Regions from separate parts of the Mus musculus genome. Here region 1 is linked to region 2. The links are chromatin contacts, found by Hi-C in ENCODE. All regions are on one chromosome and are shown on one strand. The core of a region is the stretch at or near the end of the contact, and the rest is flanking DNA. Distances in the headings are between cores, read along the strand shown. Region 1 holds the start of Lrrc8e (leucine rich repeat containing 8 family, member E). Region 2 holds the start of Pcp2 (Purkinje cell protein 2 (L7)).

The links. A loop is a pair of places that touch in the nucleus more often than their neighbours do.
Region 1: a loop to region 2 is called in a map of T-helper 1 cell, with 2.3 times the contacts of the local background. The contact joins the promoter of Lrrc8e here to the promoter of Pcp2 in region 2. A Hi-C loop is called at or near these places in 2 of 37 maps with a recorded cell type or tissue (T-helper 1 cell and T-helper 17 cell).

Annotation. Positions count from the first base shown.
Region 1 is chr8:4,224,190-4,228,116 of GRCm38, forward strand. It overlaps Lrrc8e (leucine rich repeat containing 8 family, member E), which reads left to right and starts at 2,638. Exons shown (of 3, transcript NM_028175.2): 1 at 2,638-2,816.
Region 2 is chr8:3,622,437-3,626,329 of GRCm38, forward strand. It overlaps Pcp2 (Purkinje cell protein 2 (L7)), which reads right to left and starts at 2,600. Exons shown (of 4, transcript NM_001129804.2): 1 at 2,566-2,600; 2 at 2,350-2,464; 3 at 2,072-2,196; 4 at 933-1,122. The coding sequence starts at 2,568. The coding sequence ends at 1,003. Pet100 (PET100 homolog) reads left to right here. Exons shown (of 4, transcript NM_001195244.1): 3 at 157-189; 4 at 788-1,799. The coding sequence ends at 871.

The DNA of each region.
Region 1 (3,927 bases), core at 1,388-3,887, 600 kb after region 2:
TCAGGGCCTCTGCAAGAACAGTGTGTGCTTTTTAACTTCTGAGCCATTTTTTCAGCCTCCTTTGCCTTATCATTTTAGGTAGAGTCTGCCACTGAACCTGGAGCACATCCATTTAGGTAGGGTGGGCGACTGGCCAGCGAGCCCTAAGGATTCATCTCTTTCTGTGTCCGTGGCCTGCACAGGGTCCAAGCCCAGGCTTTCGTGCCTGAGGCGCTTTGTCAGGTGAGCTGCCTTTGCAGTGTTGTTTGATATTTTTTGAGAATCTTAGTACATTGCCCAGGCTAGCCTCAAATGTATGCACCTTAGCCTCTTTCATATTAGGACTTCAAGCTATGCAACCATTCCCGTCTTGTTTGTATGCTTAATGTCTATCTATAAATCAAAGGGAAGAGCAGGGGACATAGGTAAGTTGAAGAGTGCTTGTCTGCCACAAACCCTGGATTTAATCCTCACATCAAATATGCTGGGTGGGGACACATACACATACATACATATATACATACATACATACATACATACATGCACACACATACACACTTACAGCCCTGGAGAGTTGAAGCCAAAGGGATCACGAATTCATGCTCATTCTTGGCTACACAGAGAGAGTTTGAGACCAGCTTATGCTTTAGCCTGAATTCCATCCCCACTACTAGCCACATGGAGAGTTTCAGGCCATCCAGGGCTATGTAGTGATACCCTGTCTCAAAAAAGAGAAGAGTCAAGAATAGTAGCATGTTCTTGCAATCCCAGGACCAAGGAAGCTGAGGCAAATGAATGCCAGCAGATGTTCCATAGATAGAAAGATTCTGTCTCAGAAACAAAACACACAGAGCACACACAGACACACACAGAGACACACACACATACACACACACAAACACGTTTGAAGCCATCCTAGGCTTTATATGGTGACACCCTGTTTTAAACAAAGATGAATAAAACAGGTTACTAGAGGGCATAGCTCTGTGGTAGTAAACTTTCCTAGTTTAAGAAAGACTTTAGGTTTGCTATCTAGTGCCAGAAGAAATGAAGGAGAGGAGGAGGGGAAAAGACTGCTAAACACAGAAAGGTTTGTTCTTCAGCTACCTGAAGAGTCACTCCAGGCTTAGAGAATTCCGACTCACTTCCAGTCTCTGGAGGATGAAAAAAAAAAAAAAAAAAAAAGGGTCTCACTATGTTGACCTGGTTGACCTGGAACTCTCTATTTGTGTAACAGATCCCCAGACTCTAGCACAACTGACTCCATGATGGAAGTACCATTCAAGCCATAAAATTCATCATGTAGACAGCCCCACCAGCTAAAATAAAAACAAAATCTAATCTATCAAAGTTCATAGTTCTGGGAAAGTCTCTAAGTGTGCTAACTTTGCTTTTTAGCTTCTGTAGTCTTCTCCAGTGGGTGCCCAACAGCAATGTAGACCTGTGTCTTCTTCCAAGTGCTAGATTTTTCTCTAAAAAAAAAGAGAGATTTCTTTCATTTTTAATTACGTATGTGTAAAAGAGAACAGGAGCACACAGAAGCCAGAAGGCGGCATCAAATCCTCTACGATTGTGGGTAATTGTGAATCACCAGATATGGGTGTTAGGACCTGAACTCAGGTCCTCTGTAAGAGCAATGTATACTCTTAACTCTCCAGCTTCCAAATTCTTTTCTGTGTGCATGCTCCTGCAGAGGGGTGGGGGTGGGGCATGCTCACTTTCCTCATTAATCTAAATAGGTTTCCCATTAAGAAAGTATTTTCACACTAAGAATAGAATAGATGAAGGCTCAAATTTGCCTGCCTTCAGATGGAAATAGGCAGTATTCTTGGTTTGGTGGTCTATGATGGGGAGTTGATAGTTTCTTGTGAGGCCTGGGGAGTGGTGGTGGTAGTGGTGGGATAGGATGAGTTTTTGTTTTGTCGGTTTGGTTTTTAATGAACCTTTCAGAAGCTGAAGATTTAGGCTTGCCTAGCATACACACAGCCCTAGATTCCATCCCCACCACTAAATAAACTACACATGGTGGCCCTAGCCTGTAATCCCTCAGCCTGCAAACCCTCTTGTAATCCTCTCAGGTGGTAGGGACTCTGATGCTGGAGGCAGGGGGATCAGAAATTCAAGGTCATCCTTGTCTACCTGGAGAATTTGAAACTAGTTTGAAGAGAAGGGGTGGGGAAGTAAGAAGTAGTTCCAGGCTCCCCTACCCCCTCGCCTGCATGCCCAACTCTACTACCTGGAACAGTCCAGGTTGAGGAAAAGAGTTAGTTCCTACTCCAGCCCTCCAAAATTCAGGATGGGCCACAAGCTTCAGCAGAGACAGTCAAGACCTTGGGTTAGCTTCCTGTGGCTGGGCACAGCTCCTGATGGCAGGCCAGCTCTGGAAGAGGGATAGTCCTCTGCTCTTGGTCTTCCCCTGCCGGCCGGAAGCCTGTGGTGCCTGTGCCTCCACTGAGCTTTAGTGCCAGCTGGGGATGCTTAGGGGTTGAAGGAAATTCTCCCCAGAACCACTTCGCTGACACCTGTCCAGGTGGAGCATCTACAGGATACCAGTTTGCCCCCACAGCCAGGAGGTAGAGGGACTGCAGACTTCTACAGACCCTTGTCTCAGGAATATCTCTCCTTGTTAGCGATCGCGTGGCGTGGAGTGGGGTCGACCTGATAGCGTCTGTAGTGAGGCGGGGCCGAACAATCCCGGGGGCGGGGCGGGGCGGCTCCTGGCCCAGCCCGCCCTGACTCACCCTCTCTGGCCCGCCCGGGAACTCTGCGGGAGTCCGGGTCGATCTACTCCCAGGCATCTAGAAGTTGGGCCCCGGAGTTCCATCCCTGAGCAGTGAGTAAGTAGCGGGGGCTTGGGAGGCTTTCGTCCCACCGTGTAGATCAACCTGGACCCAGGGAATGGCCCGGAGGAGTGGAGGGAGTCGCTCAGGTGTGGGTGGTTCCGTGGCCTTGGCCGGAGCAATCCCACACACATTGAAAGCCCGGGCTGGGAGAGGGGTGCGGTAATCCCCAGCTTGGCCCCAGGGAGCTGGTGTCCTGGGATCCAGGCAGTTCGGGATCAAGCGAAGGAAGAGAGATCAACAGGCAGGAGTCGACTTTGACAGTCTTTGGCAGCCTGTCCCAGCGTGGGGTGGTGGAGGTAGCTGAGAAAGACAGAGCTCATCTTCATGAGCGCCCTAAAAGCTGCAGAACCCCACCCTCACAAGCCTGCTCCCTTACATTTCAAGGTTCTTATATTTGAAGACTACAAAAAACCCTTCCAAATCCCAGCAGAATAAGCTTGGGAAGGGGCTAGCCTAGGAGTCTATAGGCCCCCAAGACTTTCCTCTAGGGGTGTCTTTCCCTTACCTCTTTATCCCCCTTGTGAGAAGTGTAGGGATTAGTTTTTCAAGAGCTTAATTTTTTTCTTTACTAGTTAGTTAGTTAGTTAGTGTGTGTGTGCATACATGCCACGGCACTCTCATCGAGGTCAGAGACAACTTGTAGTAATTGGTTCTCTCCTTCCACCTATGGGTCCCTGAGATTGCACTGAGGTCTTCTAGCTTGGCAACAGGTGCCTTTGTCCAATGAGCCACCTCCGCAGCCCTGTGTTTTGGGGTGTTGCTGTTGTTGTTGTTGGTTTGTTGGAGACAAGGTCATATAATGCTGGCCTGTTTCTAACAAGCTTGCTTGCTACACAGCTTAGGGTGAGCTCAATGTGTTGGTCGTCTTGCCTCTATCCTAAGGAGTATGATAGAGATGTGCACCCACCATTCCAGGTTTTATGAGATGCTGGGAATTGAACCCAGGGCCTGAATAAGCACTCTATCAACTAGGCCACATTCCTAGTTCTGACTTTGTATTCTAAAAGTTGAAAACTCTTCTGTCTCTTCTCGGCCCTTAGCATATGAGCTACAGCTGGGGAGACAGGCTGAGGTTGGGAACATCCCCTGCCTCCATTGCATCAGC
Region 2 (3,893 bases), core at 1,350-3,849:
CAAAGTGCTTGATGGATAATTCCTGCGGAAGGGAGGGTATGAAGCACCAACTTGCTATTGAGATCCATTGTCTGCCTCTCATGAGTCAACCCTGTTGTGGATGTGGGGCTCTGGATTCTCCTGCCTTGTGTTCTCACCTGTGACTTTGTTCCACAGAGGGAGCTGTGGCCAAGAGAGAAGGAGGGTCAGGTCAGTAACCTGTTTTCCCCAAGGAGCTGAGTCACTCTTACCTAGTTGGGCTTGGAATAAAGATTTCACCCTCAGCCATAGGTAGGAAAGTGGAAGCAGCAGACTGAGTAGGAATTCCAGACTAGCCTGGGCTAGAGACCTTGTCTCCATAAAGGTTTCTTGTTGTTTGTGATGGTGTATACCTACGGACACTTGGAAGGAGGAGTAGGAGGAGTATCAGATTGAAGCTAGCCTGGGCTGCATGGGGATAGAGAGAGGGAGACAGGAGAGGAAGCTGTAATTCCAGCATTCCAGCACTCAGGAGATGGATGCAAGAGGATTGAGAATTCTGGCTATTCTCTGCCGCCTGGTGAGCTCAAGGCTAGCCTGTAGTATATGAGACCCCATCTTAAAAAGAGGGGAGGGCACAAATGGTGTCACATATTACCTTTTCCCCGAGGGATGAAGCTGAACTCACTTGTACAGTGATTGTGATTGGCATGGGGCTCCCAGTGTGGATACTGAACTCTGAAGCCAAAGGGAGGATAGTGTGAGTGAGTCCAGGCTGTGAGGCCTGTACTCTTCCTTCCTTCCCATCACACCCCTTTCCCCATTCCAGCGCCAGGAGCTAGAAGAATTTAAGCAGAAGATCCGGAAGCAGAAAGAAGAGAGACTTCTTCAAGCTGCCCAGCAGAGCTCCTGAGACCTTCAGTTCCTCAAGTCCCAGCTCCCTTCCCCACCACAGAAAATAACACACACTCAACTCTTTGTTGCTAGTGCCAAGTGTTTTATTGTTTTCAGGGGCCAGTGGGAGGCCCAGGATGGCTAGAACTCTCAAGGAGCTTGTGTCTGGGGCTGGGGGCTGCTGTTCCTGCGGAAGCTGAGTGCAGCAGGATCCTGAGGGGTGAGCAGGGGTTGAGGGCTGAGGGTCCCAGGTCGTTTCTGCATTCCATCCTGGGGATGAAGAAGGGTCAGACGGAGGGAGGGGACCAAGGAAAGTGCAAGTCAGAAGTGCCTCCAAACAATGTTTTTTTTTCGTCTGCTAATTAGGGTGGTGGTATTTGGTCAGACATTGGCCTGTTAGTGTATACCTGTAATCCCAGTACTCAAGAAACAGGCAGGAGGATTATTTTGAGTTCAAAGCTAAATACTAAAACAAACAAACAAACAGTTGAGTTGAGAAGATAGCTCAGTCATTGAAATCCTTGCTATGCTCATTTGAAGACCTGAGTTTAAGCCAGGTGTGGGTTTATGCACTTGTAATCTCAGTGCTTAAGAGTCAGGAGGATCCCAAGGGCTTCCTAGCTAGAGAGCCTGATCTACCTGGAGTTCCAGGGCACTGAAAGCTCCCAGGGCAGGAGATTGACTTCTGGCCTCCACCTGCGTGTGCACACGTGTGCCCGGAGCTCTAAACATGTATGCTAATGTACACAGACATAGGGCTGGGGCTGGAGCTCAGTTGATAGAGACTGCATCAAAGCCCTGGGTTCTATCCCTACCCACATACATCACTCATGGTGACTCACACCTGTTATCCCAGAACCCAGGATGCACATGTAGGAGAACATGCCAGCCAGAGCTACATGAAACCCTGTCTCAAAAACAATAAAGCAAAACACTCCCAAACAGAAGCCCTACTCTTCATTGATTTATAGGGGTATGCATTCATATGCCTTCCAGGAAAACTGCCTGTTTTCTCCCTGTGGCCTCTCCCAAATATACAGATGTTGGAGCAGGAACTGTAATTTCCAGCCATAGTTCTGCACTAGCATGAGTCCTGCCACCTGACCTTAAGCCCATAGCACTTTACGTGTTCATAGGGTCCTCTCCTTTCCTGCCTAGAGACAGGTCATAGATTTAGAGAGCTATGTGGAGTCTCACAGGTAATCTGGACATCACCTACCTTGGGGCCGATAGGTTGGAAGCCAGGCAGGGAATTAACTGTTACACGCTGGTCGTCCATGCGGCGGCCCTGGGTGTTGACCAGCATATCCATGAGATTGTCCATCTCTGGAGCAGGGCCACCCTCTGCTTGGAGCAGAGACAGGCAGGCATGAATACAGACCCCATCCTGAGTCCCAAGATCCACAAGATCCCAGAACCCCAGCACTCCTGCCACACACACACACACACACACACACACACACACACACACACACGGCCCAATCACGCCCTGCTTACGGCTTTCTGGGTTCTGGCCTGGCCCAGCCTGCAAGGAACAGCGCTGCTCCTCCATCCGATCGCCCTGCACGTGGGTCAGCAGGTTGAAGAAGCCTTCCTGGTCCGGTGAACCTGCCTTGGGGACAGACGTGATTGGTTTAGTTTGGTCTGTGCCTTCCCTGTCTTCCAGACAGCATCCACCCGAAACAGTGCCTGCCTTCCCATCTCTGCTCTCACCATAGTCCTCACGGGTCTGCAGAATTTCTCTAAATGAAACCTGAGTCTCCTTCCCTGACCTGCCCCTGACTCCCCCAACCCCCACCTCCCAGCCTGGGGCCCCTGCCTGCAGCACAATTTCACATGGTACTGACTCTAGGGACAGCATTCTACCACTGTCCTAGATTGAGACCAGGCTTGGGTTGATTTGGGGGGTTGGGACACTTACCAGGGAAATGGGGCTCAGAAGTGCCCCTAAATCCTAGTACCTACTATCTCTTGGGGGACAGTACTAAGAATCCATTCATTTGCCCTGAGGAGGGGCTCTTATACTCTCCTACCTATACCCCCTGTGTGTTATAGTAACTGGGTCAGGGGACTCCAGAGACTTGCTTGCTAATTAGATGCCCTATAAATGAATTAATCTTGTCAATTACAGGTGCCGAGACCTCAAGAAGCGGATGGTGGAGTCAGCCAGAGCCCTCTTACCTTGTCTAGAAGGTCTGAGCCTCCCTCTCCCTTTTCTTCTTCCTGGTCCATTGTGTATCTCTCCTATACTTTTCTCCTGGTCTCTGACCTGAGAAGGCCTTTTAAAAGGCTAGGGTGTAGGGGGAGGGGGAGCAGATATCTTCCCCCATTCCCAAATCCCCAGCTCATATCCCATCTGCTCCCACCAATGCTTAAGCCCCAGAAAGATGATCTCTAGGTAATTGTTGATCCTGACTGACGCTGAGCTGGGTGTGGGTGTGGGTAGGGCAGTGCAGGTTTGAACCTCACTAGACCCAGCCATGATCACAGGACCTTGAGGAATGTCAAGTGGGAAGAAGTCAGTACAATGTTGAAGATCAACCAACATGAGGGTGGAACCTGCAGGATGTCCCCACCCAAGCCAACCCATTCCTGCCTGTGAGTTCGTCCACTGCAAGGCAGGTGACATTTTCAGGGGGGTAGCCAAGGAAGAAGTTGGGGTCCAGGCCTCTTCCCTTAATCCCTGCACTCTCCACAGACCAACCAACCAACCCGGCTCCTGCTACCCGACCACCTGTGAAACTACCGGATGCTCCTGTTTATCTGCCCCTCAAATGCCAATTTGAGTTGTCTTCGTCTTTCATTTATGCATGGAGCAGGACAGGAAGTCCCTGACCATTTCATTGATGAGCTGTGGCTTTCTGACCATGCTCTGAGAGTCTGTTCCTATCTCCAAGATACCTTTCAGGAAACCAGTTAAGCTTCTTTTTTTCTGGGATAGTGAGGTAGTTCATGGGCTAAGAGCACTAGCTGCATTTCCAGAGTACTAGGTTTGAGTCCCAGCACCCACATAACAGCTCACAACCATCTGTAGCTTCAGT